2 separate regions of the Homo sapiens genome follow, and region 2 is linked to region 1. A link is a contact called in ENCODE Hi-C data. All regions are on one chromosome and are shown on one strand. The core of a region is the stretch at or near the end of the contact, and the rest is flanking DNA. Distances in the headings are between cores, read along the strand shown. Region 1 has its middle 62 kb from the start of LINC03007. Region 2 holds the start of TRIL (TLR4 interactor with leucine rich repeats).

The links. A loop is a pair of places that touch in the nucleus more often than their neighbours do. Pooled maps may share reads with other maps.
Region 2: a map of B cell shows a loop between it and region 1 (10-fold over the local background). The contact joins the promoter of TRIL here to the enhancer-like site in region 1. A Hi-C loop is called at or near these places in 1 of 168 maps with a recorded cell type or tissue (B cell), 1 of 37 single-sample maps with no recorded cell type and 5 of 50 pooled maps.

The regions. Positions count from the first base shown.
Region 1 is chr7:25,850,951-25,853,947 of GRCh38, forward strand. No RefSeq gene overlaps it. Among named protein-coding and RNA genes, the nearest start is that of LINC03007, 62 kb to the left of the region's middle. RefSeq lists a silencer at 849-898. Within about 2 kb of position 1,426, at least 14 of the 41 ENCODE cell types and tissues checked have a DNase peak (open chromatin) inside an H3K27ac peak, as active enhancers do.
Region 2 is chr7:28,956,594-28,959,708 of GRCh38, forward strand. TRIL (TLR4 interactor with leucine rich repeats) reads right to left here and starts at 1,737. Exons shown (of 1, transcript NM_014817.4): 1 at 1-1,737. The coding sequence starts at 1,453.

The DNA of each region.
Region 1 (2,997 bases), core at 176-2,675:
GCGCAGGGGCCACAAGAAAGATATAGTTTAATAAAAACATTTATGGATTTTGAAAGCAAACACAATCCAAGAGTCTTGCACATGTGGGAAAAGATGATATTCCAGCCTAACACGTTCTCTCTTGAAGATCTTTTGGCTGTTTGCAGTGAGCAAACCCCAGTTTCCTCTGGGGCCCCGCTAATCTATATTGTAAACCATTCTCAGGAAACAAATGAAAGAACCATCCGACACTGCCCTCGGAGACAGCGGCAGGGATGCGGCTCTGCTCTACAGGCAGACAGAAACTTCCCAGGATGGGCGAAGGTGGCTGCTGCATGAAGAACTGGGGTTCTCTAACCTAAACCTTCGCCACCTCCTCTTCCTATCAGGAGAATCTCTCTTAACTGATTTCCTCTGCATTCTCTCACCTCCCGGGCTACCTCCCACTTCACCATCGCAAAACGAACCCGATATTTGCAAAACTTAGGAAAAGACACACCGGCGTGCGGCCCACTGTTTCCATGCCTTTTGCCCCATGGCCTGAGAACCCACTGTATGCATGGCCTTAGAACCAAAGTTTTGCACTTCAAGTGAGCTTTGTTCACGTTCGCCCCATTTTGTTCTGCCATTAGGTCTTGCGGGTGCGCTAGCCTGCTCTTCATTAGTGCTTTTGTGCCTCATTCTTTATGAACCCCGGGCTGCATCCATCTACCTTAGCGCTAATGATCAAACGGGGGATCTTGAAATCACTCTGCGCAATTTACAAATCACACAAACTGGAAAAAGGAATTCACGCCAAATTGGACAAACTTTTGGAAAGGCCTTGTGGAGCCTTGCTCCTCTATCCTTGGGCTCTATTGCCCCCTGGTGGTTTCTCCGAGACAAACGCGGCCAGGGCTCAGCTCCGAGGCTCAGGTGTCCTGCCCTGCGGGCTGGAGCTGCTCTCTGGGACGCAGTGGGGCTGACTCGCGGGTGGGGAGGGAAGGAACCGGCAGTACGAAAATAAACGTGGAAGAAAAGGGAACTTGGGGACATTTGTCCGGCAAAAAGGGTTCAGGCTTCTCCACCTAAAACAAAAGAACATTAGAGCTGTACAAAAAAATGCGGAGATCCTAAAACAGCCCCCTCTTTCTACAGACGAGAAACTGAGGCACAGAGAGATGATGTGATTTGCCCAGTCACATCATCTGGTTGTTTATGGCTAATCTCACCAACCCTGGTCATGCTGCTTTTGGGGGATGACAGGGTTCGGGGCTCCAGGCGGCCGGGAAAGTGTGATGAGTTGGCCTTATTCTGTTGAAGACGCAAAGGAGTGATCAAATAAGGAAACCAGCAGCCTGGGAGATTTGTGTTCCAGGCCCCAGTGAACCCGTTACAGGGTGGGACTGGGTGGAGCAGCCTTCAGGCCGCCCCGGCCCCTCGTGGGAATGCGCCGCGCCCCCCGGACTCTGGAGCGGCCCGACCCTGCTTCCCAGGCCCCGGGCAGGCGGGCGGGCGAGACACAAAGCAGGCCCCGCGGGCGGTGCTCCGGGTTTCGCGAGGGCGGCGGTGCGCTTGATTGATGGATTCACGGCGTTTAACCCCCGCCGCCTCGCCGGAGGCGGCCGATCCAGCTGCGGCCGAGGGCCTAGGGTGGCCATGGGCCCGGCCCCCGCGTCCTCCGCGCCCCCGCCCCGGCTCGGGAGGGCTGCCCCCCGGGAGTGGAGAAAGGCTGATTTACAGCCGGCCGGCCGCACTCTTGCAAAATCACTGCGGCCGGGGAAACCCACTCCCAGGACTCAGCCCGGAAGAGGCCCTGAAGGGGAGCGGAGACTGGGCGCTGGGGTGGGGGCGGGGGCGCCGAGCCTCAACTTCCCGCGTCTGCTGGAAGCTTGCTCTGAGCGCCGGCTGCGGCGTTTTCCCGCCTTCTGCCCACGTTTTCGCCCGGGAGTGGGTTTCAGGAGAGCTGGGGACAGCGGCATCCCTCGCCCTGGGACCGTTGCCCCTGCGCCCGCCGCCCTGTGCCTGGGCCTTTGCACCCGGAGCGCCCCGCGCCCCAGCGCAGTCGTCCCCACGCGCCGGGATCGCCAAATTCCCACCTGGGGCCCGCCTTTACTGGGGGGCTGCAAAAGAGACTTAGAAGCAGAGATTCGGGAGGGGAGCTGATAGCTCCCGAGTCCTAAGCCACGCCTGGACAGCCCACAGGTCCCATCTCCATTTGTTTAAACACTTTTTGCCCCGTTTTCTGCAGGGCAGAAGACAAATATTAAGAGAGCAAGATTGTGCTTAGAAACTTAAGGTTCTCTTTTAAAAGACTCGTTCCTTCAGGTCTTCCTTCTTACCACCTAAGGGAAAAAAGTACCCCCTAAAATTCTTGCTTTACTTTTAGCAATTCTTACTTCAGTTTTACTATTGATACCCTCCGATCTTTTTCAAGAGGAAAAAAAAGCCAGATAGTGAAATAAAATAAGAAACGTATGGTTTCAACTTGAACTAACGAATCAGAAGTGTTGATTCTAAACTAAAAAGTGTTACTACTTTTTTTGCTTATATGTGCCTGGGTAGGATGAGTTTTCCTACAGCCTGCGAAGTTGGTCACTAGAAACAGGGGCTGGTGAAAATGTGCAGATTCTTGCCCTGCAGACACTAAGGATCTGGTGCTGGGCTAGAAAATTCACCCACAGTTAGGATGTCAGAGGGAGATATAAGTAAACGTCGGCACCCAACTCATTAGTTTCTGGCTAAATAAAAGTCAACCGACAGAGCACAAAACAACAGATCCAATGAATCCACCTTCTTGTAAAATGAGGGCTAATGGCTGTATTCTGAAAGATTTTTTTAGGTAGACTTATTTTTAAAGGCCGGTTGCAATTTTAAAATGCATAATTATAGGGTAGAGTAATCAAAAGTGAGTGTGCAATTATTCTGCTTGTATAAATGGGAGAAGAAGTCATGAAGTTTCCCAGCTAGAGAGCTGTCGACCTGTAAAATGTAAAAATGTACATCTAAAGCTGTGAAACTTCTCACTTGAGTACAGTA
Region 2 (3,115 bases), core at 487-2,986, 3.1 Mb after region 1:
TCAGCCTTAGGGCGCTGCGGTTGCCTACCAGCTCCCTGGCGGCCCCATCCCAGGCCACCCCAGCTAGAAATCGCCCCTGCTGCTGGAGCTGCGGCTGCGGCGGCAGCTCCTCCGCGAGACCTGCAGGTGGCGTCATCTCCTCCCCTGCGGCCGTGGGTAGGGGCTGCCGCCTGCGGTCAGCGGTCAGGGAAGCTGAGGGCGAGGGATCCGCGCAGGATCCATTTTGCAGCTGCTGGTCATCCAGGTAATCCAGGTATTTGCCTCGCAGGGCCGGGGGGTGGCGACACTGCACGAAGACAGTGAGGAGCCGGCCCTGCGAGTGCCAGTCGCCCATCCAGCGCTTCAGGCCTCGCAGCCGGCAGTCGCAGGTCCAGCCGTTGCCGTCTAGATCCAGCCGATAAAGGGCTGGGCTGGCGGCGAAGATGTCCCCGGATAGGGCGCTGAGCGCGTTGTTGCGCAGGCTGAGCTCGCGCAGCCGGCCCAGGTGGCCGAAGGTGGCCGGGTGCAGGGCGGACAGCTCATTGCCGCTCAGGTCCAGCGCCTCCAGGCTGTGCAGAGGCTCCAGCAGCGCAGTTGGCAGCTGGCTCAGCCGATTACCCTCCAGGCGCAGCTCGCGCAGGGCCTCCAAGCCCCAAAAGGCCTCAGGCGCGAGGTGCGTGAGCTGGTTGCCCCTGAGCGAGAGCAGGCCGAGACGTGGCAGGTGCTGGAAGATGCGCGGCCCGAGGTGCTGCAGGTTGTTGGCCGAGAGGATGAGGGAGGAGAGGGAGCGCAGCGGTGCGAAGGTGGCCGCGTGGCGCAGGGAGGGCTGTAGCTCGTTGGCAGAGAGGTTGAGGAAGCGCAGCTTGCCTAGCTGGGCGAAGGCGTTCTTGCCCAGAAAGCGGATCCGGTTGGACTCCAGATGTAGGTAGAGCAGGTTGCCCAAGGGAGCGAAGACCGCGTCCGGCAGCGCCCCCAGGGCGTTCCCGTCCAGCCGCAGCTTGACTAGACTCTCCAGGCCCTCGAAGGAGCCGCGGCTTAGGCGGCTGATCTCGTTCCCGTTGGCGTAGAGGATGCGCAGCTTGCGCAGCGGGGCCAGCGTGCCCGGGGCGAGCGCCTGCAAGAGGTTGTTCCCCAGGTACAGCTCTTCCAGCCGCGAGAGCTTCTCGAAGGTCTTGGGGTGCAGAGAGCGGATCTGGTTGTACTGCAGGTCCAGCCGTCTGAGCTGCCCCAGACGGTGGAAGTCGAAGGCCGTGATGTTGGTTATGAAGTTGCCGCCGAGGCTGTAGGTGAGCACGTCGTGGGGGCTCGGCAGCGAGCTGGTCTTGGGCACTACGCGGAGCCCCCTGTTGGTGCACAGGAGATGCTGGGGATGCTGGCAGTCGCAGCGCTCCGGGCACACGGGCTCGGCCAGCGGCGGGAGCGCGAGGCAGCCGCACACCACGAGCAGGAGGCGCAAGGCGCGGGCAGCCTCCATCGCCTCCCGCCCTGCGTGCAGCGGCCGGATCGTCCTCTTGGCCCGCCGGCTCTGTGTCTCCTCTGCATTCCCCTTAGCCTGGCCAGAGTCGCTAAATGGCCTCTTTCGGACTTCGCAGCGCCGTCCAGCCCCTCCTCCGTCCTTTGTCCGGAGGCCGGCCCGGGTCTCTGCAGGCGGGCTTCGCCCGGCCAAGTCAGGCGGCGCGGGGCGCTCTGCAGACCCCGGGTACTACTTGTTGCATTTCTGTATAAAACTGTTTCTCCGGGTGCGCGTCGGCGGGCGGGAGGAGGGAGCAAGACCCGGCGCTTTTTGTTTGCAGCTGAGTCCGGAGAGCTGGATTCCCTGGCGCGGATTCTCCCAGCCGAGTGGATTCCCCAGCTGCAGGCGGGAGCCGTTCCAAGAGCTTCGCGGGGCGCGGCTTGGCAGCAGAGCCCCGGCTGCTCGGCCCCCGCAGACGGCACCTTCTCGCTCGCGGTCCCGGACGGGGAGGGCGGCTCCAGTGCAATAGCTCGGGGAGCACGCGGGCTGCGTCCGGAAGGGACCCAAGTCTGCGAGCGGAGAGCAAACGGGGCGGAAATTCGTTCTTCCCACACTCTGCCCGCGGGGACGCAGGCGGAGAAAGAGGAGACGGCAGAGGGAGGACAGACCCCGGCAGGGGGAGGAGGAAACACTAAGTGGCTCCGCGTCTGGTCAGCCCGGGCCCGGGATGCCAAGTGAGAAAAGTAGGGATTAAAAACAGCTGTACGGGCCGGACACGCTAGGCCGGGGGCGGGGGAGGATTACCGGGCTAGCAAACGGGATTTGCAGACAGAGACCTTTTTATTTTAGACGAGTACACCAGCCGCTTCTGAGCAGTGGGAGCGCGCCTGGCCTTCCTCGTTGTTAAGTCACTTGCTCTTCCAGGTGCCACCCTGCGGGAAGTTTGGGCAGCACGGAGTCCGCCAGCATTCTACAGGAAGTTTGGGGGAGCACAAGGTTGCCTGCAGAAGGCCATCAGAAGGGGGTAGGTGAACCCAGTCTGACAGTTGCTGCTTGGGTTTTGACGTCGTTGGACTAGTAGCTGAGGAGAGGCACCACCCCCTTTTAGGTGTCTGAAGGGAGTATTTACTCCATCCTGCTGTGGGCTAGAACATGAAGAAATCACAGAACTGGTTCTGCCAACATGAAAGTGTCTCTGCCACATTTTGGTGATTCAGTCGCATTAACTCTCCTACAGTAATAGAGCCCCTGGGGTAGGCTCTGCTCGTGTGCACATACATAATAACCTTCACAGATCCTAAGGTAAACGTTCCTTGCAGGGCCCTCCTGCTTTACGCCTGGACTTGCAGTGATCTTCAAAGTCTTTAGGCCCAAAAATGTTCAGGCCTGGCTCAGTTGGGGAAGCATTATTATTTATTATCTCTAGGGAATGGAGCATTTAATCAACGGCTCCTTTGGGATCAGCCCCTGCTGAGAATGAGAATACACAAGGAGGAGTTGTTAATTATTAATTATTGTTTCTTTATATAAACCATCTTGCTAAAAAATAAGGGCCCTTCCCCTATCCAAGGTGTTGAGAAAACGTAAGTTTTGAGGACGTACTCTGCAACAATGTGGAAAATTAAAGGAAAGATACAGATCCTCACCTGAAGACAATGACAATCTAGTGGGAAGGGCAATGAA